Regions from separate parts of the Homo sapiens genome. Here region 2 is linked to region 1. The links are chromatin loops, found by intact Hi-C in ENCODE. Cell type or tissue: upper lobe of right lung. All regions are shown on one strand. Each heading gives the region's core, and the rest is flanking DNA. Links, peaks and the distances in the headings are about the cores only.

The links. Peaks named below come from ENCODE experiments on the same cell type or tissue, not always from the same donor. Only the 100,000 strongest peaks of a DNase experiment are listed, where the experiment ranks them.
Region 2: it touches region 1 in a loop (2.4-fold over the local background); 16 of 110 quality-filtered maps call a loop at or near these places.

The regions. Positions count from the first base shown.
Region 1 is chr17:55,576,716-55,593,040 of GRCh38, forward strand. LOC102724732 (a long non-coding RNA gene) reads right to left here and starts at 13,088. Exons shown (of 3, transcript XR_429997.4): 1 at 12,892-13,088; 2 at 7,705-7,808; 3 at 3,855-4,087. RefSeq lists enhancers at 1-498, 178-247. In upper lobe of right lung, for the core only: a CTCF peak has its summit at 9,155 (motif pointing left); no DNase peak of the experiment used is centred there; H3K27ac peaks cover 1,532 bases.
Region 2 is chr17:55,525,246-55,541,570 of GRCh38, forward strand. It overlaps LOC124904034 (a long non-coding RNA gene), which reads right to left and starts at 12,248. Exons shown (of 3, transcript XR_007065855.1): 1 at 12,212-12,248; 2 at 9,844-10,003; 3 at 7,333-7,421. It also overlaps a transcript of SMIM36 not described here. In upper lobe of right lung, for the core only: no CTCF peak of the experiment used is centred there; no DNase peak of the experiment used is centred there.

The sequences.
Region 1 (16,325 bases), core at 4,504-12,503:
CAGTGCCTACAACAGTGCCTAACACATAGCAGGTGCTAGAAAATAATTTTTGAATACATGAACAAGCAAAGAGGGAAAGGACAATCACTCAGACAAAAGGAGACAAAAGGAGCATAAAGGACTGAAAAAAAATATTCAGCGTAGTGAGAAGCTGGGAGCACAGAGAGTAGGAGGGAGCAGGGTGAAAAGGACAGCGGAGAGCAGAAGCCTCCAGCCCACGCAGCACTCGGAGGGATTTTAAGGAGTTTCATCTTCATCCAAATACTAATGAGAAGGCAGACACAGGGCTGAGAAAAGGATAATATGCTAGTGATCTTGAACTCAAACTGAAAGAGACTTAATAGGAAAAATAAGGCCACTGCTGTAGTGATGGGCCCCCGGGTAGTCAGAGCAGAAATGCACTGACCCACATCAGTTCATTTCTCTCCCCATGGCACACACAGTCATCATCACTTCCAGCCTCGCCACCATGAAGTGAACAACAGCCCGTGGAATGAACTTTCACTTCTTCAAGAGCATAATGCTGCTTTCCAACCCAGGCCCGCCCTGCATGCGGTTTCCTCTACATACAAAGCTCCTCCAACTTCCACATGCCTAGTTAACTCCTTTTTTCCCCTTCATTTCTCTGCTGAAACCTCATTTCCTCAGGAAAAGCCTTCTTGGACCCTCTCCCCGCACCATACTGTGTCAGGGCCCACTGTTATAGTTCCCTGAACTGTAACTCCAAGAAATTACCATTCTTTCTTTCACAGCAGGAATCAGTATCACATGCGGTTGAAAATGAAAGCTGTTAGACTGCGTAGCATCCCACATTTTCTACGTGGTAGCTGTGTAAACATAGGCAAATTATATAATCTCCTTGAAGACTTCAGTTTCATTATCTGTAAAATAGGAATAATAATAGTCCCTACTTCAAAAATTTTTTTTTTTTTTTTGAGACGGAGTTTCGCCTTTGTTGCCCAGGCAGGAGCGCAGTGGCGCGATCTTGACCCACAGCAACCTCCGCCTCCGGGTTCAAGAGATTCTCCTCCTCTCAGGGGAGGCCTTCCCATGCCCCGACAGTGCAGAGATGCCCGACTGTGCAGTCTGGGTTTGGTGGCTGCAGCTGTGCCCGAGGGGGTGGGGCTCCTTCCTGCTCTGTGGAGTGGGAGGCCCGAGTCTGCAGCCATGACTTGGGCTGTTGTGGCTGCACCTGGGGAATTCCCTCCCCATCAGCTCGGAAGTGTTGTGATTCCCACTTGTTGCCAGCTCCACGGAGTGTGCAGCCCTGGCTGAGCTTCGCTGTTGCAGCCAGCGTAATGGCAGCGGCTGCCCCAGATGGGCTGCAGGCGCCATCATTAGCACAGCCCTCTATGAAAAGCATTATGGCTATTTCTCAAAGAACTAAAAGTAAATCTACCATTCAATCCAGCAGTCCTACTACTGGGTATCTACCCAAAGGAAAAGAAGTAGTGATATTGAAAAGACACCTGCATGTATATGTTTATGGCAGCACAATTCACAATTGCAAAGATAATGGACCATCAATTGATAAGTGGATAATGAAAATGTGTTATATATACACCATGGAATACTACTCAGCCATAAAAAATAAACAAAATGATGTCTTTTGCAGCAACTTGGATGGAGTTAGAGGCTATCATTCTAAGTGAAGTAACTCAGAAATGGAAAACCAAATATATATTCTGACTTCTAAGTGGGAGCTAAGCTATGGGTACACAAAAGCATACAGAGAGGTATAATGGACACTGGATACTCAGAAGTGGGGCGAGTGAGCAGGGGTGAGGGATGAAAAATCACATATTGGGTACAATGTACACTCCTTGGTGACCAGTGCACTAAAATCTGACTTCACCACTATACAATTCATCCATATGACCAAAAACCACTTGTACCCCAAAAGCTGTTGAAATAACAAGATTATATGTATATGCGATTATATATATATAATTATATATATGTGTGTGTGTTCCTGGTTTATTTTATATATATAATTTATATATATACATATATATGTGTGTGTGTGTATATATGTGTATATATATAAAACCAGGAGAAATTCTAACTGGGCTAAATATATAAATATATATTTATAATTTCTTGTTTGTTTGTTTGAGACAGAGTCTCACTCTATCACCCAGGCTGGAGCGCAGTGGCGCCATCTTGGCTCACCGTAACCTCTGCCTCCTGGGTTCAAGCGATTCTCATGCCTCAGCCTCTTAACGTAGCTGGGTTTACAGGCATGTGCCATCCTACCCTGCTAATTTTTGTAATTTTAGTAGAGATGGGGCTTTGCCATGTTGACCAGGCTGGTATCAAACTCCTGACCTCAAGCAATTGGTCTGCCTTGACCTCCCAAAGTGTTGGGATTATAGGCGTAAGCCACTGCACCCAACCTATAATTGTTTTTAATAATTATTATAGGCATTACAGCCCAAAAAACTGAATGACATTTCTTCACATGAATCTATTACTCTTACTTATACTGAGAAGTGGATATCATAGCATCCACTCACAACTTAACAGACTACTGACAGACACAGCACAAGGAGTTTTGCATTTAAGGTATCTATGTGATGTTCTTCTACGTGATGTTTCAGTTTTCAATTCCTTTCTCTGTACAACTGTAAACCTTCAATTAAAAAGTGCTCTGTGGGGTCATTTGGCCTTCACTTAGTGCTAATGCAATTAGCGTCACAAAAGCAAGGGCCCTGAAATTGTATGGAAAAACTCTGTTATCCAGTGGTCATCTAGAACAGGCAGAATGTTTTTAGATTAAGTTCAGTGATGTATTATCATTGAAGTGAAAACAGAATTTAAAATTCACATGGAACTTTCAGACCTCAGGGTGTGCTTTTGCTGATACTCATGTGTGTGCAGTTGACGGTTTGTTACAGTGCTACATATTATTGATGTTCCAGTGCTCTTTTTGTATTTCCTCTCTTCCTAAGCTTCCTGGCTGACATAGCCTCTCTGTGCATAGCCTTCTACAATCATCATGTTACCATGCAAATGAAAAGTCTAGTTATATCTATATCTACATTTATCTGTCCTTTTTTTTTTGAGACAGGGTCTTGCTCTGTTGCCCAGGCTGGAGTGCAGTGGTGCGATCTCAGCTCACTGCAACCTCTGCCTCCAGGTTCAAGTGATTCTCCTGCCTCAGCCTCCCAAATAGCTGGGATTACAGGTGCACACCACCACCCCTGGCTAATTTTTATATTTTTAGTAGATATAGGATTTCACCATGTTGGCCAGGCTGTTCTTGAACTCCTGACCTCAAGTGATCCACTTGCCTCGGCCTCCCAAAGCGCTGGGATTACAGGTGTGAGCCACTGTGCCCAGCCTGTGTATTTTTATGTAAATTTAAGGTAAAAAGTAGCACCATTGCGTGCCTTTTCAAAATTGCTCTTTGTTGTATCTTGCATATTATTCCTCACTGATGAGAAATTCTGATAAGATAAATACCACTGAGCAACTATAATTCATGGGAATACTTTGTTTAAGGTTCATGCCTAAATTTCTGTATCACAGATTCCCAAGTCTGAAATTATCTGAAATTATAGCCCATATCCAAATATGCAGCCGCTAAACTCAAGTTAGAACTGTGATTCTTTCTTAGCTGCGTCTTTATTTTCTGTAAATGTGAGAGGATTGCATAAAATAATCACTGGCACTATGGTTAGGCCAAGTATTCTTTGATTCTCAGGTTTCTCATCTGATTTAATTAATCTTTTTTATGGACTACAGTAATGACCCCACTGGACAAGACGATTCATGAGGATTGGAACTTCATCTATTTTCTTTATGCTTTATTCCTCAGCATGAAGTTTTGCACATATTAGGCACTCAATAAGTAAGTATAGAATTAGCATTTATTGAATCTCAATAATATAACCCCAGACATCAGATTTGTCTCTATTCATCAGCCACACAGATCTGATCATGATATTCTTCCACTTCACAATCTCTGAATGGACTCGCATTGCCTACTTAGAAAGTGAAATCTAAATCCCTTCCAATGGCATCTAAGGGCATTCACAATCCAGTTCGCCGTACGTGATGATGTAGTAAAATGTCAGCCAGGAAACTTAGGAAGAGAGGAAAAACAGAAAGTATTAGTACCATTTCCGCCACTCTGCCCTCTGTACAACAGCCACATTAAACTATTTATTGTGACTTATTATTATGACTATGAAACTGTCATTTCATTGCTCCATCCACCAATTTTGAAAGTGATACCTTTTTACAAGTTTGATTTGCATCTCCAGTAAATGTAGAGAGCTGAGATTTCCCCACATATTTTAAGTAAATGACTTTGTTTTTGTCATTTTTGCTATGGGTATATGGGTATTTCATTTTTTCTGTTATTAATATGGGCATTTTGCTGATTTGGAGCTTGTGTTTAATTCTTAATATATGACTACTACTAATTTTTATGATAAATCCTTTACATAATCTTAACACTCCATTCATTTGTTCTTTTAACTATTGTTTCATAATTTTTTCTTTATTTTAAAATATTTTAGTTTGTGTAATCCAAACTTTTTCTGGAAGTCTGAAAATAATTTATCTTCTCTAAACAATGAAAAAATATATGCTATTGGTTATATGTGTTTTACATTAATTATTAATATTCCGCTATTCAAAATGTCTGTTCAATTTCTCCTATTAGTTTACTAAATTTATACCTATGATATCTGTATGCATTTAGCAAAATTAAACTTTGAAATAATTAAAAATGGTATAATTTAGCATTTCCAACTTCTTCCTCTTGCTCTTATTTTTATTTGATCTGTTGCTAACTATATTTCCTTTGGCTTATAGTTGAATGTTTGAAAGTTCAAGTTTTTCTTTTTTATTTCCACTTGGACTTTATCTTGTCATTTTTAAGCTAAAGAAGTTAATTGCTGAATTTTTTGAGTCCTCAAAAAAGCTTACTGAAAGTTTATGGGAAACTGAAAAGATGTGGAGATTTCTAGGCAGCTGAAAGTTTTAAACATTTTTTTACTTATTGTAAAATTTCCTTCCTTCCTTCCTTCTTTCCTTCCTTCCTTCCTTCCTTCCTTCCTTCCTCCCTTTCTCACTTTCTCTCTTTCTTTCTTTCTCATAATCTTGCTCGGTCACCCAGGCTGGAGTGCGGTGGCATGATCTTGGCTCACTGCAATCTCTGCTTCCTGGGTTCAAGAGATTCTGCTGCCTCAGACTCATGAGTAGATGGGACTACAGGCATGTGCCACCATGCCCAGCTAATTTATTTTATTTTTTGTATTTTTAGTAGAGATGGGGTTTCACTATTTTGGTCAGGGTGGTCTTGAACTCCTAACCTCAGGTGATCCACCTGCCTCAGCCTCCCAAAGACTGGGATTACAGGTGTGAACCACCGCGCCCGGCCTGTAAAAGTAGTTTCTATACTTTCATTTAACTGGACAATCCAAATAATAATTTCATTTTCATTCATGTCAATTGAGAAGTGCAGTACCACATTCCCTGACATCAGGGAACTCTCCATCTAGTTAGGAGCGCAGAAGAGGAACAGATAATGAACAATACTGCAATTCATTAAGGGCCCTGCTAGCTGTATGAGTAATGCACTACAGGAGTGTAGAGGTAAGAAATTATAGCACTTAACCTTTCTGAAGTAGAGAATTCTATGATGACTTCATTAAGAAAATCACCTTCCCAGAATTTTAAGACTGAGTAGATCACAGCCAGTAGGAAAAGGATATTTTACCTAGGTCATACTCATTGTATTATGGCTTGGAAGAATGTTTCCTTTCTAAGTATTTTACTTTTAGAGAGGTGATAGTGCCTTTGATTTTTCTCAATGCTTTTGTCCCTTGGCTATGCTACTGAGTGTGAACAAATTTCCTATTGTCTAAGGGACTGGTCATGAGATATAGGATACCACTGTTATAAAACTGTTTCTTTCTAGGGTTTTTGTTTTATTTACTAATGGGATTCATCCAGCATTTTCCAGTGTTTTCCATGGTAATTAGGGCTGAAGGATGCGCTAAGGAAACAAAAGTTCAAATATTTGCAAATAGCCACATGTGATTCCTTTCTTGGAGATTAACAATGCATAGCTCTAACAGTGAGGTTAAAAAATCATACTGGCAGGCACTAGATTTCATCTTTAAAAAAGTGTTGTATTTCTTTCATAAAATACCTTTATAAGCTGCTAGGAGAAGAAAGTGTGGCACCGAGGACTTGGGTTAGCAAGATACAAAATCGCGCAAGAGACAACTAACTCACTGTGCATTGGAAATGCAAAGGAATTTGAGGGTGGAAGAAGAGTAGAGAAAATTTGAGGGTGGGAGCAAGAGAAAGGAGAAATGAGTATGACTCAGTGATGTGGTGGATTTTAGTTATTTGCATTGCTGCCATGTCTGTTTATTATAGTCTGTTGCACACACCAAGAACTTGTACAAGAAGAATGTAACTGATTTTTGCATGTAGATCAACACCAGACTGGAATTAGAGTAAGGCACAGTAAAGAACAAAGATTCAGAGAAAGCCAGAAGACAGATCCATTGGTGATTACAGGCATGTAAACCTTGTAGTATTTCATTGAAATCACGGGGAAGATAATGGATTTTACCTCAAGGCAAAAAGAAGGGGTTCATACAATCTTTTTTTAATCTTAAAATACAGGAGACCACAGCTGGCACGGGGATTGTATGCATGCAGTAAATGTGTTATTTTTATAATCAGATTAATTAAAGATTCTGTTTTTATTTCTAAAAATAATTCTCAAATTTTGTTTTGCTCTGATAGGCTTTTGGTAGGTATTTGGCAGCAGAGTACTCCACAAGACTATCTTCTCCAAGATTATAAACCCCACGAAGTGTCTGGAATGTAGCTATTTAAGGTTGCCTATTACAAATACACATGTCTTAGTAGATAGTCGAGCTGAGGTAAGGCTGACATTTTTAAGTGCAAATTGTTAAGTCTGAGAAGCACAGGTGATGAACACAAGGATATCTCACCACTTCTATTAGGTGGCCTAAAGGAGTGTCCTCAGTTCAGCATCTCACAACAATCAATATATTGGTTTAGGCTTAAAACATTCTTTAACTTATTCCTGATTTTCTTTTGTTTGGGAGAACCAGGGAGCTGGAACCTCACCTAATTGCAACTTTTAAGGTCATTATCTATTCTTGAAAACGTATTCATACTGTTTATATTTCATTTTCAACCATCTTGATCCCTGGAAATACACTGTTTGGTCCCTAGGTTCACCTATCACCTTTAGGTCATGACCACAGGTCTACAGATTTAACCTCCATGCCATGGATTGGCCTTGGACCTAGAGTTCTCTTAGATCTGGTATACCACAGCTTCCTGGAACTTCTCCTGGTGCTTTGCTTCTACCCACATGGGTAGGTGCTTTGCTTCTACCCAATCTCTGCCTCAAGAGTCCAGGTAGCATAGGGGTTAAGAGTGTGCAATTGGGTGCCAAATGGTTGACTTCTAATCTTGGCTTGGCTGTTTAGTAACAGTGATTGTGTAAGTGATTTGACCTCTCTAACTCTCAGTGACTCATCTATAATGCGGGAATAAAAATACTTCCTTCCTCAGAGATTGTTGTGAAGATTAATTAGATAACGCATGAAAAATCCTAGTACATTCTCTAGCATATCATAAGTGTTCAGTAAACAAAAGCTGTAACTTTATGTATTATTTCAATTTCTATTTTCCTCCTACCTTCTTTGGTGCTTTTGTTGGGCTGACAACAGAGCCTGCTGAACCTCCATCAGTTCCCACACTTTCCCTTCTTGTCAGCAGGATGCAGTAGAAAGAGCATGGACCTGGAAATGTGATAGACCTAGTTCAGAACTGTGCTTACACAACTTTTGTGAACTCATGGCCTTGTATTGTATAATATTTAATGTCCTGAAGCCTTAGTTTCCTCACCTATAAAGTGGAGATAATAAAACAAACTTATAGAGGTTGTTGAAAATTAATAGATATCCTCACCCTTCCCACTCCAGTGAGCAAGGTGCCTTGCCCATAGTCAATTGTTATTGAAAACAAGCACCCCACTTTTTCCTCGTATCTAAATTTCTTTCAGATTCCACCCAGGTCATCCAAATTCTGATCTGGGATCAACACTGCTCTCCTCCTATTCCTACCTTACCAGAAAGGCCATATCTTTAGGCCTTATGCAAGGATACACTAGTAGAATGGTGAAAACCTGGATTTGATTCCTACTTTTCCCCATGTTTGTGCTCAGTAACTTCAGGTAAGTTTTTAAATTTCTGACATTTAATTTTCTTCTTCTTAAAATAGAGAGAATGAAACTCATTTCAAAAGGTTGTTGTGGAGATCAACTTAAATTTGCTTACGTAGTAAATTTTGAACACCTGCTATGTGCCAGCCATAGTGCAAGGTACTGGGATTTCAATAGTGAGCCACCTAGAGAGTGCAAGTGTATGGTGCTTAGCACAGTGCCTGGTGTACAGGAAGCATGAACATGTAATGTATGTCATCATCATCATCATCATCTCCACATCATGCTACATAAGCACAGAATAATTCAATAAATTAATTACAAATAAAATAAATACATTTTCTATAAAATATATTTATATAAAATGTAAATAAAATAATTACATTTTAAATTCTCTAATCCAAATCAAAATAAATAAATCTTTGAATTATTATAGGAATTCTTGGGAGATATGTCTTCTCACAGAGGTTTCCGTGATCCCCATGAGCATCTAGCTACAGTTAAAAGCCACAGTAATGTAAAAATGTATTCAAATGATGCCAACATACAACTGAGGTTGTAAACCACTGGTGTAGAGTCTACTGTAGTGTAGTTAGTACCTGACTGAAGGAGATGAGTAGGCCAGGTTGTCCTAAAGAACTAATAATATTTTCAAAATTAAGTGATTGAACAGTGGAATGGATAAATTGTGGTATATTCATATAATGGAATACTACACAGCAATGAAAGAGATCTTGTTAAATGTAACAAAGAGGAAATCTCACAAATATTATATTGGCCAAAAGATGCCAGATGGCAAAAAGAGTACATACTGTATGATTCAATGTATATGATGACAAAGACAGACAAAACTAATCCATGATGACAGAAGTCAGCATAGTGGTTCCCTCCAGTGGTGGGTATTGATTGAGCAGGTTATGAAGGAAGCTTTATAGTTAGATAGACAGATAGATAAACAGCTTTGTTTAATTCATACACACATACACATGTGTGTGCACATGCACGGAAATTTACCAAGGTGTTTATTGAAGATACGTGTACATTATCAAATGTAACATTTACATCAATAAAATATAAATTAAAAATTAGGTAATAAATATCTGCATTAGTCTGTTTTCATACTTCTGTAAAGATACTACCTGAAACTGGGTAGTTTATAAAGGAAATAGGTTTAATTGACTCAGTTCCACATGGCTGGGAAGGCCTCAGGAAACTTACAATCATGGTGGAAGGTGAAGGGGAAGTAAGGACCTTTTTCACATGGCAGCAGGAGAGAAGAGCCAGCCAGAGCAGGGAAAACTGCCTTATAAAACCATCAGATCTCATGAGAACTCACTCACTATCATGCGAACAGCATGGGGGAAACTGCTCCCATTATCCAATCACCTCCCACCAGGCCCCTCCTTTGACATGTGGGGATTACGGGGATTATAATTCAGTATGAGATTTGGGTGGGATACAGCCAAACCATATTGGTATCTGTATAGACCTCTCACTCTCTCTGATATATAGTGTGTGTGCATATATATAAATATACATATATATTGTGTGTATATATACATATATAGTGTGTGTATATGTATGTGTATATATACATGTGTGTATATGTATGTGTATATATACATACTATATATGTATATTGTATATATGAATGTATATTGTATATATATAGAAATATGAATAATAATATATACATATTTCTCTCTCTCTCTCTTTCTTATTTGCCTTTCAGTTCTTGCTTGGTTGATGCTGGCATCATTAAATTTTTATCATTAAATTTTGTTTGTGTTTTCCAAGTGTTTTTACTCTTCTCTGCCTTTCTCAGGCTTCCCAGCAGCACTTAGTGAGGAGGAGGCTGATCAATGGGTGGTGGGGAAAGTAGCTGAGCAAACATAAAGGTAGACTTGAACTTAAACTGCACTGTCAATCGTCAGTCATTCTTAAAGTGGGTCATCTGTATATAGATGATCACTTGTTATAAGGGGATGTTAACAATTTTTTCCCTTGGAGTTGGCAGTGGAGCACTGGGGTGTCTCACACTGGCCCAGAAGAACATAGAATAATGGTAGTGACAAGATGCAGGTTTTTAGTTCTCCAAGTTATTATCTGAGTATGTGATAATGGCCTTGGGTGTGTTGGGATAGGATAGAGGTAAGAATAGGGAGGAAAAATACGGGCTGAGAACACTTTCCTACATACAGATTTTGGCATCTGCCATCCTTTTCTTTAGATTTGGTTGATACCAGAGAGGGTAAGAGATGGTGCTGGCCCAATTTCCTGTCTCTTTATGACTTGGCAGTGGAGAGTGGCCATGCTGGTGCCTGTGTAGAGTATGGCTTGCTCCCAGAAGTTTGAAAAAGAAAGTAATCGATAATCAGACACTCACTATGTTATATGTGACTATGTGCTCTGAAAATTCACTTCCCAGCTGGGCCTGCAGCCATGGAGAGGAGAAGAGTGGAGGCAATCACCAAGGTCTATAATGGATTTTTTTTTTTTTTAAGAGCAGATGAGAAGGAGAAAGAGAGAAATAGGGCTAGAACAAAAGAGAAAATAGAAACTGAGTGGTGCTGGGAAGGTAGAAAAGACAGAAACCAATTACTAAAGAATAGCTGCTTGACAACCTCCAAATCATAATTAGGAGAGACTTCCTGGCCTCACATTTTCCACATAAACACTCAGGCACTGGGCAAAGTTAATGGGTCCCTGACTGCTGCACAAGAGAGAGCCTCTGTCCAAACCCAGCAGTGATTGACGTCACAGACGGAGTGTCTCAGAGTAATGTGCTCCGCTCCCCTCATTTATATGTTTGACCCTAACCTTTCCCAGATGTGCAACTGTTCTTCCTTCCAAAAAGGGGCTTTCAACACTGGGCATTGTGTGCTCTCTGAATCCAGCCCTGCAGCAAAAACAAAAGTCCAAGTTCCTGAGTTTTGGAACTGGACTTGTGAGTTGGAGTATCTCTGGACTGTTTGGTGTCCCCTCTGGAAGCTCGTATAATGGGGTTTCTGTGCTTATGTGCTTGTGATCTCATGCCTCGAGCTGCTCCTTAGTATCTGGCTGGCCGCCTCTCTTTGGCCACGAAGAGGTGGGAGTACGACAAGGCACAAACAAGGTCTTTTATGATCTGGTTCCAGCCTACTCCTCCACTCCTGCCTGAACTCCTCCCATTCCCTGGTTCGAGGCACAGATATGATTTGCCATTGTACTAAGACGTCTTGGTGACCCATGGTCCTGTGGCTTTCCCTACCTTGTTTAGGCTACTCTCTTACCCAATTCTCTCTCTTTGATTTGGTGGACACCAAGTCCTCATTCAGTTAGGAAGGTAGTGCAAACTTCCTCTATTCCTGGAAGTTTTTTCTAACTCCCTTCCCTGTCCCCTCCTAGTTTGAATTGGCTGCTTGCTTTGTAACTCTCCAGCGCTGCTTTGCAAGAATCTTCACCTTAACCTCTTCACTATTGGTGTGTTTACCTCTCTCTGCTTTATGTTTGAGTTAGTTGTTCATGTGTCTGTTTCTCTAACTCAGTTGTAAGCCTTTTAAGAGCAAGGACCAGATCTTGCCCATCTTTGAACCTCCAGCATTTAGTACTTAGCCTGGTATGTAACAGGTATTCAGTAAATATTTGTTGAATGAATTCATGAATATTGCCAAGGAAATGAGGATGATGATGTAACATAAGTTATGTACAGTGTCTTGATGGCCTTGGAAGGGTTAGTATTAACAAAACATCAAGACTTGTTACCTCTAATGAAGAACAGCATAGGAAAATAAACATTAAATTTATACAATAGGGACAATTACTGCTGCTATTACAGGTCCCTGTTACTTCCTAAGTACTTAACTGATATTATCTCATTTTCTTCTTACCACATCCCTTTTCCAAGTGGCATGTGGATTTTATAATTATTGTTTATATTATTTCAAGTTTCTTGACAACATGATTTTGTAGCCTGCAGTGGAGACGTGTTCCAAGACCTCTCAACCCTTTGGAAAGCCCTAAATCCTTTTGCTGCAAAGCAAGTATACTATCTATTACAACGCAGCTAAACAAAGGATTATGGCTTCAAAAATCCCTCTGTGCTTTTTACATGAAAATCAAACTTCCCTTCCCCTGTGCACTTGGAGTTACCAGCCCTCCTTTCCCCAAATGTAAGACTTCTGATGTAAGGCCAGATTCATGGAGGGAGAGCAGAGGCCAACAGCTGGGTTTAATTAGTATGCTTTTGCCCTCGTATCTTGAAAAACCTATGCTCCACACTAGGCTTTCATTTGAGAGAAAGGGAACTCGAGTTGTAACAAAATCTCCAAATGCAGAAGAAATGAAGAGAGGGCTGAGGAAGCATTTGCACCAACTTGCCTTCCTATGATCTGACTTTGGTCTATCTACTCATTATATGGTCCTCTCTCCCCTCCTCCTCAAGGAATCTGACTCCAGTTGTACAGAACTCAAAGAAAGCAGAGGAAGTCTTGATGCTGTTGCTTTAAACCACCAGGAGGCAAATATCTCTTTTCTAGTGATGTAAAGATGATTTCAGGACTTATTGTAGTCAGAGGGCTAGAGGCTCCAAGGTATCTACTTACTACCATTTTCAATTAGTGGAGTTGGGATAGAGAAAAAAGGAGTGGATAAGAGGGAGAGAAAAAGAAAAGTCCACTTACCTGACCTCCCCCTGGAATCTGGTGATCTGACCATTGCCAGAAATGGTAATGTCTTCCTATAGTGAAAATTTTTCAGCTTCCCACTGAAAGATGTCTACAGATGTCCATAGCAATGTTCAAATTGTTGCCTCTCTTTATAGATAAGTAGACCTGCATGTTAGCAGAGTTAAGGGCTAAGTGGATTAGGCCCTTCAGAATTGTTCAGAATTCATAACTATGTAAGATAATTTATAAATTATGTAATTAATGCTAAAACCAGTCCTTAAATATTTTGGTTTCCTTTTTTTCTATGCAAGCCTCCTTAACAACTATGTTCACTGAAACAGGATAAAGTGGCTTTCTAGTGTTATGGGGATTTTCCCAAGGAAGCTGTGAATTTATGAAGCTGGGAGCTCTGTAGGAAATTAATATTTTGAATCAGGAACAAAAGATGTGTGTTTTTCCAGAGTTATGGTGGCTAGGAATGTGAAGATTACACTCTCCCTTGTAATTTCAAACTCTTTGTTATTTTCTTTAAATGTAATAATGTTGGACATAGAACTTTAGCTTATGAAAGCTTTAAAATCATAGGATAAGACTTCCATCCACTTAAACTTTGGTTGACTGATATTTCCAAGTAGATAAAGCTGAAAGAATGATGGGAAAAAGTAAAAATAATCCTCAGCCAAATCAGATAGAGGGACAAGAGGAGAGAAGGGAAAAGAGCAAAACACAAACCTAACACACCAAAAAGGAGGGAGGAAACCTGGGAAAGTGAAGCTATCCCGATTACTTCCCCAGTCAGGAAATTATTGCTTAGTTAATTTAATGGGTACAGGGAAGAGCGAAGTCAACACACTATGGTCCAGATGAGAGATTTAACTCCCACTTGCAAAAAAAAAAAAAAAAAAAAAAAAAAAAAAGAAACATTCCACTCCAATGACAGTGGATAGGGAAGAATAATAAAACTTAGTAGTGATGTTTTAGGGATTATGATCTACTGAATTACTGTTTCTAACAGACATGATGTGACTATATGCGAAGCATGGGTCAGGTATGTATAAGAATAGAGAGAAATAGGTCACTTGATCTTCCATCAAAGTGGCCTTGAGTTTTCTGAAGGGATATGAATTAATGAGATGAAAAGGTAGTCCAGAAAAACTGAGTGTTGGCTGAGAATAAGTCCCACCCACCCTAAGGTTCCAAACTGCATAGCTGGCATTATGAACCATTTTTCTCTCCTGTCCCCGTGTGTGGTAGATGCTCACCCTCTCATTCTTTCTAGATAGCCTTTATCAGATTAAGGAAGTTCCCTTGTATTCCAGTTTGCTAAAGATTTAAAAATTATTCATATAATACTAAAAAGTTTTATGATATCTTTTTCATCTATTAAGGTGATTATATGAGTTTATTTTTCTTTATTCTCTTAATTTGCGGAATCGTATTGGTTAACTTTAGTATGAAACAACAGGGCACGCCCAGAATAAACGCAACTTGGTTATTCTTTTTGGGAGATTGCAGAATTGGATTTACTAATACTCTGTTGAGGATGTTTGGATCTGTGTACATGAGTAAGAGACTGGCCTATACATTTCCTTCTTCATAAATCCTTGGTGCATTTAGCTTAGTATTATATCAAGATTCTATTGGCTTAAAAATGGGTTTATAATTGTTTTCTCTTCTACTCTCTGGAAGAGTTTAGCTAAGACTAGTTTTGTTTCTTTCTTAAATGTTTGGAAAAATTCACTGGTGAAGATACCAGGGCCTAAGGTTTTTCTTCATTTATTAATTAGTATTCAACTTATTTAATGAGTACAGGACATTTGTACATATAAACATATATGTATATGTTTATTTCAATACCTTTTGGGGTACAAGTGGTTTTTTTGGTTACATGGATGAATTGTATAGTGGTGAAGTCTGAGATTTTAGTGCACCCGTCACTCGAGTAGTGTACACTGTACTCAATATGTAAGTTTATATCTCTCATCCCCCTCCTACTCTCCTTACTTCTGAGTATTTAATGTCCATTATACCACTCTGTATGCTTTTGCATACCCATAGATTAGCTCCCACTTAGAAGTCAGAACATACAGTCTTTGATTTTCCATTTCTGAGTTACTTCACTTAAAATAATGGCCTCTACCTCTAGCTCCATCCAAGTTGCTGCAAAAGACATTATTTCATTCTTTCTTATGGCTGTATGGTAGTCCATGGTGTATATATATACCGCATTTTCTTTATTCATTCATTGGTTGATGGGCACTTAGATTGCTTTCATATCTTTGCAATTGTGAATTGTGCTGCCATAAACATATACGTGTAGTTGTCTTTTGATACAATGACTTCTTTTCCTTTGGGTAGATACTCAGTAGTGGGGTTGCTGGATCAAATGGTAGACCTATTTTTAGTTCTTTGAGAAATCTCCATACTGTTTTTCGTAGTGGCTGTACTAACTTACATTCCCACCGGCAGTGTATAAGCATTTTCTTTTCACCACATACATACCAAGATCTCTTGTTTTTTGACTTTTTAATAATAGCTATTCTGGCTGGGGTAAGATGGTATCTCGTGGTTTTAATTTGCATTTTTCTGATGATTAGTGATGTTGAGCATTTTTTCATGTTTGTTGGTCATTTGCATATATCTTCTTTTGAGAAATGTCTGTTCATGTCATTTTCCCACTTTTTCATGGGATTATTTGTTTTTCTTCTTGCTGATTTGTTTGAGTTCCTTGTAGATTCTGGATATTAGACCTTTGTCAGATACACAGTTTGTAAATATTTTCTCCATCTCTGTGAGTTGTCTGTTTACTCTTTTGATTATTTCTTTTGCTGTGCAGACGCTTTTTAGTTTAATTAGGTCCCATTTATTTATTTTTTGTTTTTGTTGCATTTGCTTCTGGGGTCTTAGTCATTAATTCTTTGACTGGGCCAATGTCCAGAAGATGTATTTTCTATATCTTTCTTGCATTTATTTTGGAAACTATATCTTCTTATACTAGCTTGCACAATATAATTTTTTTAGGATTGTTCCTTTTATTTAAAATTTCAAATATATTGGTATAAAATTATTCATAATTGTTTTATATCTGTGTGATATGTAGCGATGTCCATTTTAACATTCCTGTTGCTTTTAATCTTTCAAAAAATTGATCTAGCTAGGCATTTATCAATCTTACTAAGAAGTATTTTCAGTGAATCAACCTGTGGCTTTGTTGAAACTCTTTAGTGTTTGTTTGTTTTCTAGTTCATTATTTCTATTCTTTTAAAAATTGTGTCTAAAAATTTTGGGAGGGTTTAATTTGCTAGTCTTAAAAACTAACTTAATACTTAGCTATTTGATTTTCAGCCTTTCTTCTTTTCTAATATGTGCATGTAATGTTGTACATTTCTATTCAATAGGGTCTTCATCTCACAAATTCTGATATGTCATATTTTCATTAGTATAATTTC
Region 2 (16,325 bases), core at 5,538-13,537, 50 kb before region 1:
TTGGAAAAACTGTGTCATCCCTTGTCTCTCCACTTTTCCTTAACTCTCCTTCCCATTACCTTGCCTCATTGATTAATTGATTGATTGATTGCTGTTCTAGTTTCTTATGCCTTCTTTGCTCATCCTTACCTAAAATCCATCTTTAATACCAAGTCCAAATCCTACCTCCCCCATAACATTTTACATTACCCTTCTCCTCTGAAAATTTCATTGTATGCACAACTAATTTAGAATTAATAATGTACTTCCCAATTAAAATTCTTTTGATGACTGAATATTCTATACAAATCTTCCTAAGATTTAACTTTTCACCAGTTTTGTGTTGCATCTTCAAAATAGATTTAATTCACTGAGGATAGGGACAAAATATCTACTATATATGATACTTTGTACATAATGAAAGTGTGATAGACATTTATTGATTTTTTTTAAGACAGGGTTTCACTCTGTCATCCAGGCTGCAGTGCAGTGGCGTGATCTCGGCTCACTGCAACCTCTGCCTCCTGGGTTCAAGTGATTCTCCAGCCTCAGCCTCCTGAGTAGATGGGTCTACAGGCAGGCGCCACCATGCCTGGCTAATTTTTGTATTTTTAGTAGAGATGGGGTTTCTCCATGTTGGCCAGACTGGTCTCGAACTTTTGTGCTCAAGCGATCCGCCTGCCTCGACTTCTCAAACTGCTGGGATTACAGGCGTGAGCCACCACACCAATTACAGAGCTGTAATTGATTTGTTTTGATTTGGGAAAACAAACAAAAAACTGGAGATAGAGAAAGGAAACAAATGTGGCCAACAAGGCCATTCTAATTTATAGCTAGCACCATTTTGAATGAATTATATATGTTAGTTCCTTTAATCTTTACAACGTTTCTCTAAGAGCAATACTACTATTATTATTATTAATTATGATTATTATTTGAGATGGAGTCTCACTCTGTCCTCCAGGCTGGAGTGCAGTGGTGCGATCTCGGCTCACTGCAACCTCCACCTCCCGGCTTCAGGCGATCCTCTCACCTCAGCCTCCCAAGTACCTGGGATTACAGGTGTGCGCCACCACATCTGGTTATTTATTTATTTTTTATTTTTTGTATTTTCAGTAGAGATGGTGTTTCACCATGTTGGCCAGACTGGTCTTGAACTCCTGAGCTCAGGTGATCCACCCGTCTCGACCTCCCAAAGTGCTGGGATTACAGGTGTGAGCCACCTCGCCCGGCCGAGAAAGACTATTATTATCCCCATGTTATAGATGAGGGAAATGAAGCCTAGAGGTACTATGCAGTTTGTCCACTATAACACAGTGCAGGCAGCTGCAGTCTGCCTCCTCGCCAGCAGAGGGCATTAAGAGACCATGACCATGTGTAAGTCTAAGATTTATGGTCCAATTTTCCTTCCCATCAGGATCAGGAAATGGACAATAATGGCTTTTGGATGATCATGGAGTTTTCTCATTTTCCACTTCTTTATATCACCAGTGACATTCTTTGGGCGACAACAGAAAAAATAAGCTAATTTTTTCCCACATGACCACACACAGTTTGCCTCTGGCTCATTTCTTTCCCCTCCCCACACTCTCAGTCTCCTTCCCCACTTCAAGGAACTGTTTTCCCCTATAATAATGCATTTGCTGGAATTATCTGTGGGGAATGTCCAAATCCCAGGATACCACCAAGCCTCAGGGCTCAACGGTGGCTCTACTCCCCTCAGCTGTTGGCTCTCAGCACTCTTAAGATCATTTTATTATTGCAAGCCTGAAAAATGAAATTACTTCGGAAGAAGATACCCTCCCAGTTCTGCAATGCACTCAAAAAGTGTCTTTTGGATGATCTTTTGTTTGGCAGATTTGTAGTTTAAAATGGTGGTGGGGGTGTTTTGTAGAAACAGAATGTGATTCTGCTCTATGTCCTCATGTTATTGACCATCTTCAAAAAGGATTTTTACTGCTAGAATGTGAGAAAAAGAGAAAGGAAAAGTTATATGGACCAATTATCTCTGGCTGCTAAGGAACATTCAGAGATGAAAGCTGCCACAGCCAGAAACAATATTTCTCTCCTGGTGGGGATTCTCTGGTTTCCTCAGAGTCCTTAACTTCTGAGAATATGGTTTAAGTAGCAAGAATTTTAAATTTAGCCAAGATCTAGTGAGCCATAGCTTCTAGAAGTCAGAGTACATCAGAAAAAGGAGGGACTAAGAACATTTGGCGCAATCCACTGATTTTATGATCAGGTCGCTAGGCCTGTGGGATCCAGTTTTTCTCAGTCTGTGGCTCTTTCCCTCACATCTACTCTTATTGTCAACTAAAGTGACCTGTCAGGGAAACTGTGTTTTCTTTATAGGTTTGCATGAGGGTGACACTATAGGCAATTTGAAGTATCTTTTTCCTTCTTTTTATAGGTTTGCATGAGGGTGACACTATAGGCAATTTGAAGTATCCTTTTCCTTCTTGGAGAGAAACACTGCATGTGCACGCTTACCAAGAGAGGGCACCCTCTGAGCAGGAATTTTCTCTTGTAGTCCATTTTACAGTCAGAAAAAATAGGCTGCCACTCTGCAGATCAGGGGAGAAGAGAACTATCAACTTAGGTTTGAACACCTTGTGTCTGTCGTCAGAAAGCATTAAACTTAGCAGGGGTGGCAGAAACCAGGGTCTGCCTACTTAGCCCCAGAAGACTAACACCTACCCCTTTTTCTGCACCTGCGTGCAGCTTCATATGCGTGTTCATGCTGGCCTTTTCCTGAAATGCCTTTCCCGTTCTTCCTCCTCTGGAAAACTCCTAGTCACTGGTCAGAGTCTTAGGTTGCACCCTTCACTTTTCAGCCTTCTCTCCTTTATATTCCAGAACTTTTCACATGCCAGGATTAGAGCACATATTACCCATTATTTTAGTGTGTCTTACGGTTTGCAATATGAAGCCCTTAAAAATCTACATTGTGTTATCTCATTGTTCTCCAACTGCCTAGCCTCATGTGAGGCACAATAATAAATGCCTGACAAATGCTTGTTGCCTATGTGAACACATAAATCAATACCATTGCTCACGATTATTTACTAACCAGGATAACAACACAGGTGGGTGGGATTATTCAAGGAAGTTCTTTTTTTTCAATTTCATATAATATATATTTTTAAAGATAGGGACTTACTCTGTCACCCAGGCCTGAGTGCAGTGGTGCGATCATAGCTCACTGCAGCTTCAAGCTCCTGGTCTCCAGTGATCCTCCAGCCCCAGCCTCCCAAGTCGCTTGGATTATAGGCGCACACCACCAAGCACAAGCACAGCTATTCAAGGAAGTCTTTTTTTTTCTTTTCTTTTCTTTTTTTTTTTTTTGAGTTGGAGTCTCACTTTTGTTGTCCAGGCTGGAGTGCAGTGGCACGATCTCGGCTCACTGCAGTCTCTGCCTCCCGGGTTCAAGCAGTTCTGCCTCAGCCTCCTGAGTAGCTGGGATTACAGATGCCTCCCACCACACCTGGCTAATTTTTGTATTTTTAGTAGAGACAGGGGTCTTACCATGTTGGCCACGCTGGTCTCGAACTCCTAACCTCAGATGATCTGACCCTCTAGGCCTCCCAAAGGGCTGGAATTACAGGCATGAGCCACTGCACCAGCCTCAAGGAAGTCTTAAACCTATAACGTAATTGTTTTTACTCTTTCTGCTAAGACAGTTGGAAGAAAATGCAATTTGCATATACAGAAAAGTAGCTAAAGAGCTCTGGATGAAGAACCAGGAAATCTGGGTAGAATTGAAGCTCTGCCACAAACTGCCTGTGTGACATTGGATAAGTCACTTATATTAGTGACCTCATATTTTCAGGGGATTCCTTCAGATGTTTGTTCTGGGTCTGTCTAGCACCAACTATTTAAACTTGTGTAAAGAAGAACTCATAGATGTTGACATTTATTCTGAAGAAAAAATGGAGGTGACAGAACTATCCTTCTCAGGTTTCCTCTTGCTGCAGTATAAAAGAGATATTCATACAGAGACAATACAAAGCAGAATATGGTTAAAAAATGCTAGTTTGTTTTACAAATAAGCAGCCAAATTTTGCCCAACAACTCATAATTAATTTACCATTAAAAATATTTCATACTATATATCCAGGCTGGGAGCAGTGGCTCATGCCTGTAATCCCAACACTTTGGGAGGCTGAGATGTGTGGATCACTTGAGTCTAGGAGTTCAAGAACAGCCTGGGTGACATGGTGAAATGCCCTCTATACAAAAAATACAAAAGTATCCAGATGTGAGCCTGGCACGGTGGCTCACGCCTGTAATCCCAGCACTTTGGGAGGCTGAGGCGGGCAGATCACAAGGTCAGGAGATCGAGACCATCCTGGCTAACACAGTGAAACCCCATCTCTACTAAAAATACACACACACACACACACACACACACACACAGAGTATCCAGATGTGGTGGCACGTGCTTGTAGTCCCATCTACCTGGCAGGCTGAGGAGGGAGGATCACTTGAGCCCAGAGGTCGAGGCTGTGGTGAGCTGCAATGGCACCACTGCACTCCAGCCTGGGTGATGGACCCAGACCCTGTCCGAAAAACAAACAAACAAAAAACAAAACAAACACATTTTATATAATACTGAAACCTAACTTTTCCTTCTCAATAAGTTAGCCTATGCAAATACAGTTCAGCTGTAGCAGATGAATCTTCATTGCTCATTTAGGTAAGTGCATCCTCAGCCATCTTGCTGATAAACTGAGACTGTTTCCATCATCGTTCATAGAAGATGCAAATACATCCCTTTGGGGATGATGTGTTTAACTAATATTTCACCATCAAACTGAAAGCTGAGTTCTCCTCCTAAGCCCTAGCGAGGAAAGAGAAATAAAAGAGAAAGTTTGATCTGAAAACAACAAAGCTTTAAAAATCCCCAGAAGGATCTCTAAACTCCATGGGGATTTGGCAAAAGGTCATTTGGAATGGATTGTATGTAGCCAGGATAGGAACCCAATTTGGCTTCCAGAGATTGACTGAGGTGGTAAAGGTCGAGGGTAGGAGAGAGGAGGATTACAAATCAATCCAGCCCAGGGATGTGAAAACAGTTGGTGCTGCTCTAGGAACTCAGAATGATGTGGACTTCACCTTCCTCTCTGCCATTTACACACTACGCCCTATGGTCCTCCTTTGGCAATTGAAATATTGGTGGAGGCAGAAGGTTTCCCTTTTAGCAACTGGGATGGGAATCTAAGAGATTGTAGAGCTAATTAATACAGACTGCCCCAGACGCAGTTAAAAATGCAGGAGAGGCTGGGCGCGGTGGCTCACGCTTGTAATCCCAGCACTTTGGGAGGCCAAGGCAGGCGGATCAAAAGGTCAGGAGTTTGAGAACAGCCTGGCCAGCAGAGTGAAACCCCATCTCTACTAAAAATACAAAAATTAGCTAGGCATGGTGGCGGGCGCCTGTAATCCCAGCTACTCAGGAGGCTGAGGCAGGAGAATCACTTGAACCCAGGAGGCAGAGGGTGTAGTGAGCCGAGATCGTGCCACTGTACTCCAGCCTGGGTGACAGAGCTAGACTCCGCCTCAAAAAAAAATGCAGGAAAGCAGAAGGAATTGCTTGGATGTAGAAATTCTTATTTGGGAATTGTCTGCGGGGAATGAGGAAGAAATAAGTGACAGGTTGTTTTTTTGACCCTCTTCCCTTAGGCAAGTTCAACTATTAGATTCAGGCAGCCAGGCACAGGGAAATAAATAAAATTTCCTATTTAAGCCTACCTAATAATAATGATTTAATTTCCCTTTTCTTCCCCACAATCATGACAAAAGTTGTAGATTTTGCGGACTTTCAGATTCCATTTCTATCTCCTTCCAAGCCATCCTTCTGAAGCAAGATATCTTCTTAATCACTCCTATCATTATCAACTTTCAGTGGCTCTCCATGGTTATTAAAGGCCAAACATCTCAAGCATGCAAACATCTCCACAACCCCAACGCTGCCTGCCTTTCCCTTTTCTTCCGCTGACCTCCCCACATGACCAAACTTCCCTCAATAATGTGGCAGTTACTTGTAAGTTCATGCCCTTGCCCTCCTTTTGGCTTGGTGAACCCTCATGGATTCTTCAAAACTGGCTCCAATTGTCACCTTCTTTTGAAGTTTTTGTATCTTCCCATGCCAGAGGCTTTTGATAACCTCCTTATATTGTCTTGGCCTGGTGTATATACCGGCTTCCAGTTTTGTTTTCATTTCTCTTTCCCTAACTACATTGTGACCATTTGTTATTCCTACTGTGGCCCTACCCCCTAGTAGTGTCAGTCATAGGACTGATGAACAATAAATATTTGTGGAATCAATGAAGCTCTTGGTAGTTAACCTTTGGCCTTGATAAGGTGGACATGTTTTTATGTATTGGCTGACGTACCGAAAGAAATCAATGTCAAAGGGAAAAAGTCTTAAATTGTGTTTGTCCTTTGAAATCCAACTCTTTTTTACTTTGTATGGGCTACTTTTATTGTGACTAAACATCAGTACACAGTCACTGTTTTACATAAACATGGAGCTATAGTAGACATAATTGTTTAAGAAGCGGAATGTAACCATAATAAATGAGGAGGACACAATAGTACGGAATAGGCCCCAAGTAGGAGCTAAACAAACCAGACAATGGTAAGATAAAGTGAAAGATAAGGAGATAACACTCACAGGGATATTTGCCATCATGTAGAAGAGGTATTTCTCCATTGTGTAGGAATACATATGTCACCCAAGTGTCAGTTGTGTGGGTGACCCCAAGTACCCTCACTTTCTGGTCTGAGCCTGAATTTTAAAATTGAAATAAGATATTGCTATCGAAAAGTCTCACCTGTGTAATTTTGTAGAGTTTACATGTCTTTATGCCCCGTTATGCTTCCTAAATATTGCTCCTCATTTCTGCTGTTAACTTTCTTTCTCTCTTTTACTGAAGCTTTGCAGTAATGGAGGGATGATGGCATAGCATCATGTAGATAGCAACTTGAAACTGAACATTAGATAGCTTTGTGCTGAAATTCATCAGCCATTCTTCACCACAGGGAATATCTTGCTGGTTTGGCGGAGGGCTGACCTTCCTTCTTGTAGCTCATACCTTCTCCTTATCTCCATTCTCTTCCTATTGTCTTGCCTGAGTTATTCATTGAGATTCAAAGTTCTTCTCACTTAATTGTGCAGTGTTTAACTTCTCTTTTAATTTTCCATGTCCTTCCAGACTATGCCCCGGAAAGGTCACGTAGGTGAGGTCCAACACAATGGGTGTTACTTTTTCAGTGAGCAGCATCTCCATGGATCTGATGCTACTCTGCAAATGTGCAGATGAGACCACAGTTTGCTCTTGTTTCATGTAGCAGTTTTCTTCTTTGGGATACCCATAGAAACAGCTGCTTTCTAGACTTAGAATTTTCTGAAGCCAAAACCATGAAAATCCAGAATGTCTGACCTGAAAGCAACATTAGAACTCAAACAAATAGAATATGTATATGTTTTTTATGTTCTTTTTCTTTTGTGTGTACATTTTCAGCAATTTACCCTCATGATATGAAATCCAGAAGTGTAAAGGCAACATGGAAAGCTATTCTTGTAGCATAAAAATTGGCCATGATTCAAAAATGAATCAGATGCTATCGGCAGGCTTTCTTCAGACCCATTCTTCCTTATTCAATCATGCTTTATGTCACCCCAGTTTAGTGATTTACTTTTAGTGGAATTTAACTTGAATGTCTTAAAATACCATCATTACATATATTTAGCTTTGGTTACAGTTATAAATTTGTTTAACAAGCTACATGAAATATATAGTTGGCAATGGTCAAAGTAAATATACCAGTGAGATGCTCATAACTAGTTAGCCTGTTTAAAAAAAATCCTCAGGAATAATAAAAAAATAAAAAACCAATATAGCTGTCATTAATTGAGTACTCCTATGTGCTACTCTTCCAAGCACTTACTATGTAATAACTACCCCACAACCACCATATGAGGTAGGTACAAGTAGCATTTCCCTTATACAGTTGAGGAAATGGGGGCATAAAATGTTTAACAACATGTTCAGAAAAAGAAGGACTTAGCACATGGTCTATTGAGCTACTTTTGGCCTTTGGATCTCATGCTGAATTTTCTGTATTTCAAATGAGATGAAGAAGCTAAAATTCACAGAAGTGAAGATAGTTGCAAAGATGGGTTCACATCAGCAGACACCCATTTTGGTGCTCTTTGCATTGTAGCACCTGATCCTCCTTTTTTCTCTAAGGGGTTTGGGGTTTCAGTTTTTGCCGAAGAGCATGTGTGTTTTGCAGCTATCTGGGAGTAATTAACAAATGACAGCCATAATACTCCAGTAGCTATTTGATTTGTCTGTTGCTAGGAATGCTTTGCCATTGTTTCCAGAGAATAATTATTATGTATTAACCTGTGCCTGATTCAGGAATGCAGTTGTACATTACAATAAAAAGTTCCACTGCTGTGACCCTCCATTTAACCTCATAAATTCAGTGTATCATTCTCATTATACAGTAAAGCTTAAGCTTTATAGAACTAGAGACTGGTGCAGAAAATAAGATAAAATATCCTCAATATGAATCATGTTTTAGTTATCTGAAGTCTCTGGTGCCAAGCCACTTCTCTGTATAGTTAAGCTACAAGTTAATGCAAAAAAAAAAAAAAAAAAGCAAGCTATAATTTTCAATTCAGTTACAAAAAAAAGCCTATTTAGCAGGATTCTTTTTGTTGATAATAACAGAAATCAATTTTAATTAGTCTAAGCAGGAAGGGAGAATTTAAGATAATGAAAGAAGACATGAATGTATTCTGGAAGCCAGCAGCAGAGATGGAGCCGTGACTCAAAAGGGACTAGAGATGGAGAGCCATGAGGAGCCCAGAAAACAGGCTTTCTTTATTTTGTCCTCCATTTTTCTCTTCAAATGTCTTTGCAAATATATCTGTATTACTCATCTACTCCTAAGACAATGGCTGAGCCTCAGTTCTCAAGTTAATATAGTGTCTGTATAAGTGAACTGTCATTGAGATTTTACTTTCAGTCACAACTGTAAATTCCTAAGAAGGGGCTCTGATTGGCTCAATTTGGTTCTGGTGCTCAGCCATTGTGCACTTAGCTGAGTTCTAGGCAATGGTGTTATGTGACTAAAACATGGCTTCTACCCAGGGGGTAGAATGGAGGGCTGTTCTTAGAGGAGAAGGAATTATGAGCTGGGCAGACACCACAGAGTTCTCTGTTGTTACCATGCATAGTAGTCCATTTTCATATTCCTATGAAGAAATACCCGAGACTGTGTAATTTATAAAGAAAAATGGAGTCACAGTTCCACATGGCTGGGGAGGTTTCACAATCATGGCAGAAGGCTAAGGAGGAGCAATGGCCTCCCAAGTAGCTGGGTCTACAGGCGTCTCACGGGGCAAGAGAGCTCGTGCGGGGGAACTCCTCTTTATAAAACCGTCAGATATCGTGAGACTTATTCACTATCATGAGAACAGCACAGGAAAACCCACCCCCATGATTCAATTACCTCCCACCAGGTCCCTCCCACAACATGTGGGGATTATGGGAGCTATAATTCAAGATGAGATTTGGGTGGGGACACGGATAAACCATATGACCATGTAACTAGGTCTCAGTGTAAAACAGCCCTTAGAAATTCAAGGACTATGTCAAATTCAAGAATATTATCTCTTTTATCTAACTAGGCATATTTGTAGACTAGATGGCTTGAGTATGTAATTAAGTCAACATATTTTAAAATCAGCCTGAATAAACCAAAATGTTAATTGGAATCTACGGCAAACCAAAAAATAGAATGAATCCCAAAGCTAAGTGGAAGTGTTGTGGATTATTCTTGATACCACACCATTAATTTGTGGGGATAATTGGGATGCATCCAAGCTTTTAGTCTTGCTGATGATGTTTAAGAGTTAAATTAGATGACCACATTTCCTGCTGTAATTGTTGGTCAGATCCTTGGAAATGGTAGGGTTTTCACATGCTTCCATATAATTATAGAAATCAATCTAGGGGATGCACAAAAAGAGAAAAAGGAATTTCTTGTTATGTTCTTAGTGTAAATTTTGTATTCTCCTATGACCTGAAAGATACTTGATGGGTCATCTGGTCTGATCCCCTCATTTTACAGATGGAAAATGAAGCGGAGAGAGGAGAAGTGACTAGCCTTGTTGTCAAATGACACATGAGTAACAGATCCAGGACTAAAATCCTAGATTCCAGTCTTTTATTATGTCCTACTATAAAAACTAGGATTCACAAAACATATGATAGTACTGCTAGGTAGTTATATTTTCACTAGTTTTGTTGGTGTTGTTGTTGTTTGAGACAGAGTCTCACTCTGTCACCCAGGCTGGAGTGCAGTGGCACCATCTCAGCTCACTGCAACCTCTGCCTTCTGGGTTCAAGTGATTCTCTGCCTCAGCCTCCCAAGTAGCTGGGACTACAGGTGTGCACCACCACGCCTGGCTAATTTTTGTATTTTTTGTAGAAAGGCAGTTTTGCCATGTTGGCCAGGCTGGTTTCGAATTCCTGGCCTCAAGTGATCCACCCTGTCTTGGCCTCCCAAAGTGCTGGGATGAGCCACTGTGCCCATGAGCCACTGCGCCCAGCCTATTTTCACTAGTTTTTAAATTGCTTTTTTCTCCAACATCTGGACTTTACTTATTCAGTATAATATTTTTTCAGGCCCTGAGTATAAATTCTTTGGATAATTTTCTGGCTAATTTAACTTACCTGTAGCAATACTCAGCAGCACAGACGATTAGATAATAAAGAAAAAAATTTTCTAACTATTATTTTGGCAAAGGACTAGGTTTAAATTTTCTTAATTACAGAAGAAAAAACAGCAAACAAATAGCATTTTAGTTTGGAGTAAATTTGTTCTTCACTACAAATTGTTCAGATATCTATAAGGACAAATTTCCATATTATAATTTTGTGTGTTGCAACTATAAAAATACTTTATCTTAAATGCCTTTTATCCTTGTTTTCCCCACTCCATCAAGAAAGACTCAAAGAAGAACTGGGCTTTAGATTAGAAGTTAAAAACTGGCTCATAGATTTATATGTGCACAGTGCTCTTTCAATCTTTCTGTTTTCATTGTTCATAACGAACAGAGGAAATATGACTAAAGAGATTTTACTGATCCAAAGATGCTAAATTCCAATATGCATTCTGAATTTCAAATAATTTGGGAAATGAAGCATGATGATAAACAGGAAAATGAAAAAAAAAATGTAAGTGTAATGTGCCAACCTTCCTTGGCCAAATGGTCTGGGGTTAGAGTTCTGAATTCCTGGATTGTAATTTATCTGATTTTTAAATGTATATAACATTAATTTGCTTTTTCAATTCTACAGAATAAATTGATTCTCAAATTAATATTTTTAATTTCAAGAACAAGTTTCTAAACAATAAAAAAGAGCTTTTATTATAATTTTAAGTAAGATCCTTGGTGATTATAATTAAAAAATTAATTAAAATTATTATCAAAGAACAACAGAATCATATTGTAAAAAAAAAAAAAAAAGAACTACAGGGGTCCTGCTCCCTAACATTGAGTCATGTTCCCCAGAAACATAAACTTTCAACTCTTAGCTGACTCTTCTGAATTTTAACCCCATATTTCTAAATGTGCTAAAAATGTATTAATTTTTTTTCAGTCGTAGACATTATTTTATTGATTGACTTTCTGTACACAGTTTTTCAACTCCCTGAGCTACAGCTGTCGCAGTATTTGCATAGTCATAATATTATGAATGATGAATTTTTACTTATCCAAAAATTATAATATCAAGAAGATGGGGTTAGCAGAAGTATGTGTATGTGTGTATATAAGGGATTTTCTTTTTTTTTTTTTGAGACGGAGTCTCGCTCTTTCGCCCAGGCTGGAGTGCAGCCGCGCGATCTCAGCTCACTGCAAGCTCCGCCTCCCGGGTTCACGCCATTCTCCCGCCTCAGCCTCCCGAGTAGCTGGAGCTACAGGCGCCCGCCATCACGCCTGGCTAATTTTGTTTTTGTATTTTTAGTAGAGACGGCGTTTCACCATGTTGGCCAGGATGGTCTCGATCTCCTGACCTCGTGATCCGCCCGCCTCGGCCTCCCAAAGTGCTGGGATTACAGGTGTGAGCCACTGCGCCCGGCCAAGTAAGGGACTTTGGTATACATGGATCTAAATTTTTGTTTTGTTTTGTTTTTTGAGACAGGGTCTTACTCTCATTCAGGCTGGAGTGCCGTGGTGCAATCATAGCTCGCTGCAGCCTCGAACTCCTGGGCTCACGTGATCTTTCTGCCTCAGCCTCCTAAGCAGCTGGGACTACATGCGTGCACCACCATGCTCAGCTAAATGCTTTTTTTCCATCATCAATGGATGAAATAATATCTAAAATAAGAAAACAATGATCAAGCATTTAAAAGAAAGAAAAGGAATGGAATCACTGGGCAGATTCTGCTCCTTGATGAATATATTTGTTTCTAATTAAAATGTATATTTTAAATCAAAGAAATACACAATTACATGTTTCTCTTTTGAACAACTTTTTGTTTTTCCCAGCATTAATCATTGCCTAAATTTTTGATTAGCCCTTTTTCCCATATTTCTGTCACTAATTCATTCTATAGTCCACTAGTTGAATATGTTTTTTCAGCACAATCAACATTTCAGATAGTCTATCAGTTCTTTTTTTTTTTTTTTTTATGGAGTCACCCTGTTGGAACTTTCTATTCTCTTGTGCCAATCTTGACAGGTCTCTAGGCTTGATGACCAGCGAACATCCTGCGACTTCCCTAACTTCATACTGGAATTTCTTCCCCTTCCTGTGTGAGATCCTCTATTTCCTGGATCCTCTGTCTTGGGCTACTTTCTCATTTTGTAGATTTTATTTTCCAGGCACTTGTTAAGAGGGGGTGCTTGACCATTAAATTTCTTGAGACAGTATCTCACATATCTGAAAACATTTTTATTCTACCCTCTTATGTGATTAATAGCATGTGTGTACATGCATATGTGCTTGTGTAGAGAATTCTATGTGGAAACCGATTATTTCTCCGAATCTTGAAGACATTACTTCTTTGTCTTTAAGCTTCAAGAGTTCCTGTAAAGAAGGCTGATATTATTCACAATATTTTATATATACTATTTTTTTCCCCGGAATTTGAATTTTCACAATGATGTGTGTTAATGTGGGTTTGTAAAAAATTCATTGTGCTGGATACTCAGTGCAATATTTTAATCTGCAGATTTCTGTCTCTTTTCTATTTCAATAGGTTTTTGGGGAACAAGTGGTGTTTGGTTGCATGAATAGTGGTAATTTCTGAGATTTCGGTGCACCCATCACCCAACCAGTATACATTGTACTCAATGTATAGTCTTTTATCCCTCACCCCCTCTTCCACTCTTTCTCCCCAAATCCCCAAAGTCCATTGTATTATTCCTATGTCTTTGCATCTTCATAGCTTAGCTCCCACTTCTGAGTGAGAACATACAATATTCGGTTTTCCATTCCTGAGGTAGTTCACTTAGAATCAATGGTCTCCAATTCCATCCAGGTTACTGCAAATGCCATTATTTTGTTTCTTTTTGTGGTTGAGTAGTATTCCATGGTGTGTGTATATATCACATTTTCTTTATCCACTCATTGATTGATGGGCATTTGGGCTGGTTCCATATAATCTATAAATCTCTATCTTTCAGTACCAGAGCATTTTTTCTTGAGTTATTTCTTAAACTTCTCTCCTCCAAGAAAACCTGAATCTCTATGGGTGGGCTAGGGCTTGCTGACTTCATTTTAGAGAGACTAGGAATGGACCTGGCTGATTTGTTGGGGGAATTCTCAAAACTCCTGAGCCTCTCAGTTTCCCCATAGAGGAACTCTTCAATTTCCTGACTAGGTGTTATAAGCCTGGCTACCAATGTTGAGAAACCAAGTGGAAGAAGAGAGCTGATTGGTTATTCTCCAAACGACAAACTTCCTGTGTGTGTTTTTGTTTGTTTGTTTGTTTGTTTTTGCTAGACTGAAGAAGGGATAGGTAACCAGTTTGATGAATGGTGGAGGAAGTTGGGGAGTATAACTCCTTCTTATATAATCCTGAAATCCCATCCTTCATCTTGAAGTTTTGAGACAGCTAGTGACACAATATTCTGAGCCTCTCTGAGGTTCTTTGAAATGAGTTGCTTGGATCTTCTTGGCTTTCTCTTCTGTAACCTAGATTTCTATCAAATCTATTAAGCCAATTACTACTTAATCATTCTTTTCAAGTTCCAATATTTTGCTGACATCTTTTATATACTATTATCATCTCTATCATTCTTTTTATTCCTGTGTATTTATATAATTTTAATTTATATCTATTTAGTTCTTTTATTTTCTTCCCTTTTGGAAGATTGATGGAAAGAGAGATAAATAGATATGTTCTTCCACCATATTTATTCTTTAGGGGAATCAGGACTTGACCCTACTGTGCTGACTACTTGACTCAGTTCTTATATTTTTGATTTCAATGATTTGTTTTGGCAGGCTAATCTCTAATGTTTTCTCCACATTGTAATATCAAATAGCTATTGAGAGAAATATTGTACCTGGCTGCTTAACTTGCTTTTCTGATTATAATTCTCTCTAATTTCTCTTATTTCTTGCAAGTCATAGTAAAAAAAAGATGCAAAATTAGTAGAAATAGATAATACATTGAAAGTATAATCCTAGCACTTTGGGAGGCTGAGGCGGGCGGATCATGAGGTCAGGAGTTCGAGACCAGCCTGGCCAACATGGTGAAACCCCGTCTCTACTAAAAATACAAAAAACTAGCCAGGCGTGGTGGCAGGCACCTGTTATCCCAGCTACTTGGGAGGCTGAGGCAGGAGAATCACTTGAACCCAGGAGGCGGAGGTTGCAGTGAGCCGAGACTGTGCCACTGCACTCCAGCCTTGGCAACAGAGTGAGACTCCGTCTCAAAAACAACAACAACAACAAAAAACAAACAACAAAAACACAACTAAAATGAAATGAAGTAAACCTGCACGTATGAGAAAGCATATAATCTCACCAAATATAAAATATTGCACTGAGGTTCAAAATGCTGATTATAGAAGATAGGATGAAGACTCCTATCATAGTTAGCTGTTCACATGAAAACAAGTTGAGAGTTTAAAGGGTATATGTGACACACATTTTGCCAATGTTATTAAGAAAACAAATGTATTTATAGGTTGCAATGTATAAGTATATAATTTAAGTTTTAAAAGATCAGACCACACCTAGAATTTTGTGCTTATTCTCAATATAGTACTCTATTTTTAAAAGGGAGATTTTCAGCAGAAGTATATCCAAATAAAAGTGTTTAGGATGGTGACAATTTCTGGAAGCAGGTCCCATGGGGAATGATTAATTTTTACCATAGACAGCCTGGAGAAGGGATAATATGATCTAAAATATTTGAAGGGCTATCAAGTGGGAGAGGGAGCAGATTAATTTAGTCTCATTCTAAAGGTCAAAAATAAGATGAATTTAGTGATTCATATCTAACGGGAGCTCTCCTGTTAGATATGAATTCTTAGGAAGACAGACTCTTGAAAAGATTCCTCTTTGAGGCGAGGTTTTGAACCAGACACTTGAATCATCTGTCAACATCCTTTTAATGAATAACTTGTTGGAAAAGTGCCTTTGAAAACATTTATGGCTTCCTGTGACTTGGCTTAATTTGGAAAACACGTGGTTACTTTGTCTTCAACAGATTCCTTGCAGTCACCTTGAATTCATGAATGATGTGATTGACTTTTGGTCTACAGCTTTCGATAGTGAGTCCCTCAGTGAAGACCTTCCCTATCACATTTTTTATTCTCAGCCCTTTTCTCCTGTCTACTTTTCTTTTATGTTATTCTATTTAATTTAATTTTTATTTTTAATTTATTTTTAAATTTTAAATATAATTTTATATATTTAAAAATATTGTTTGTAGTTATTTGTAATTATTATGGATACATAATAATTGTACATATTTACGGGGCTACATGTGATATTTTGATACAAGCATACAGTGTGTAATAATCAAGTCAGGGTAACTGGAATATCCATCACCTCAAGCATTTATTATTTCTTTGTGTTAGGAACATTTTGATTCTACTATTTTAGTTATTTTGAAATATACAATACATTATTGTTGACTATAATCACCCTATTCTGCTACCAAACACTAGATTATTTGTTTTAAAATCTTTATTAAGCTATAACCGACATATGATAAACCAAGAATATAAAGTGTACAATTTGACAAATTTAGACATATGTATACACATAAAATTCTTTTGTTTTTCTAATTTGATGATCTCTTAC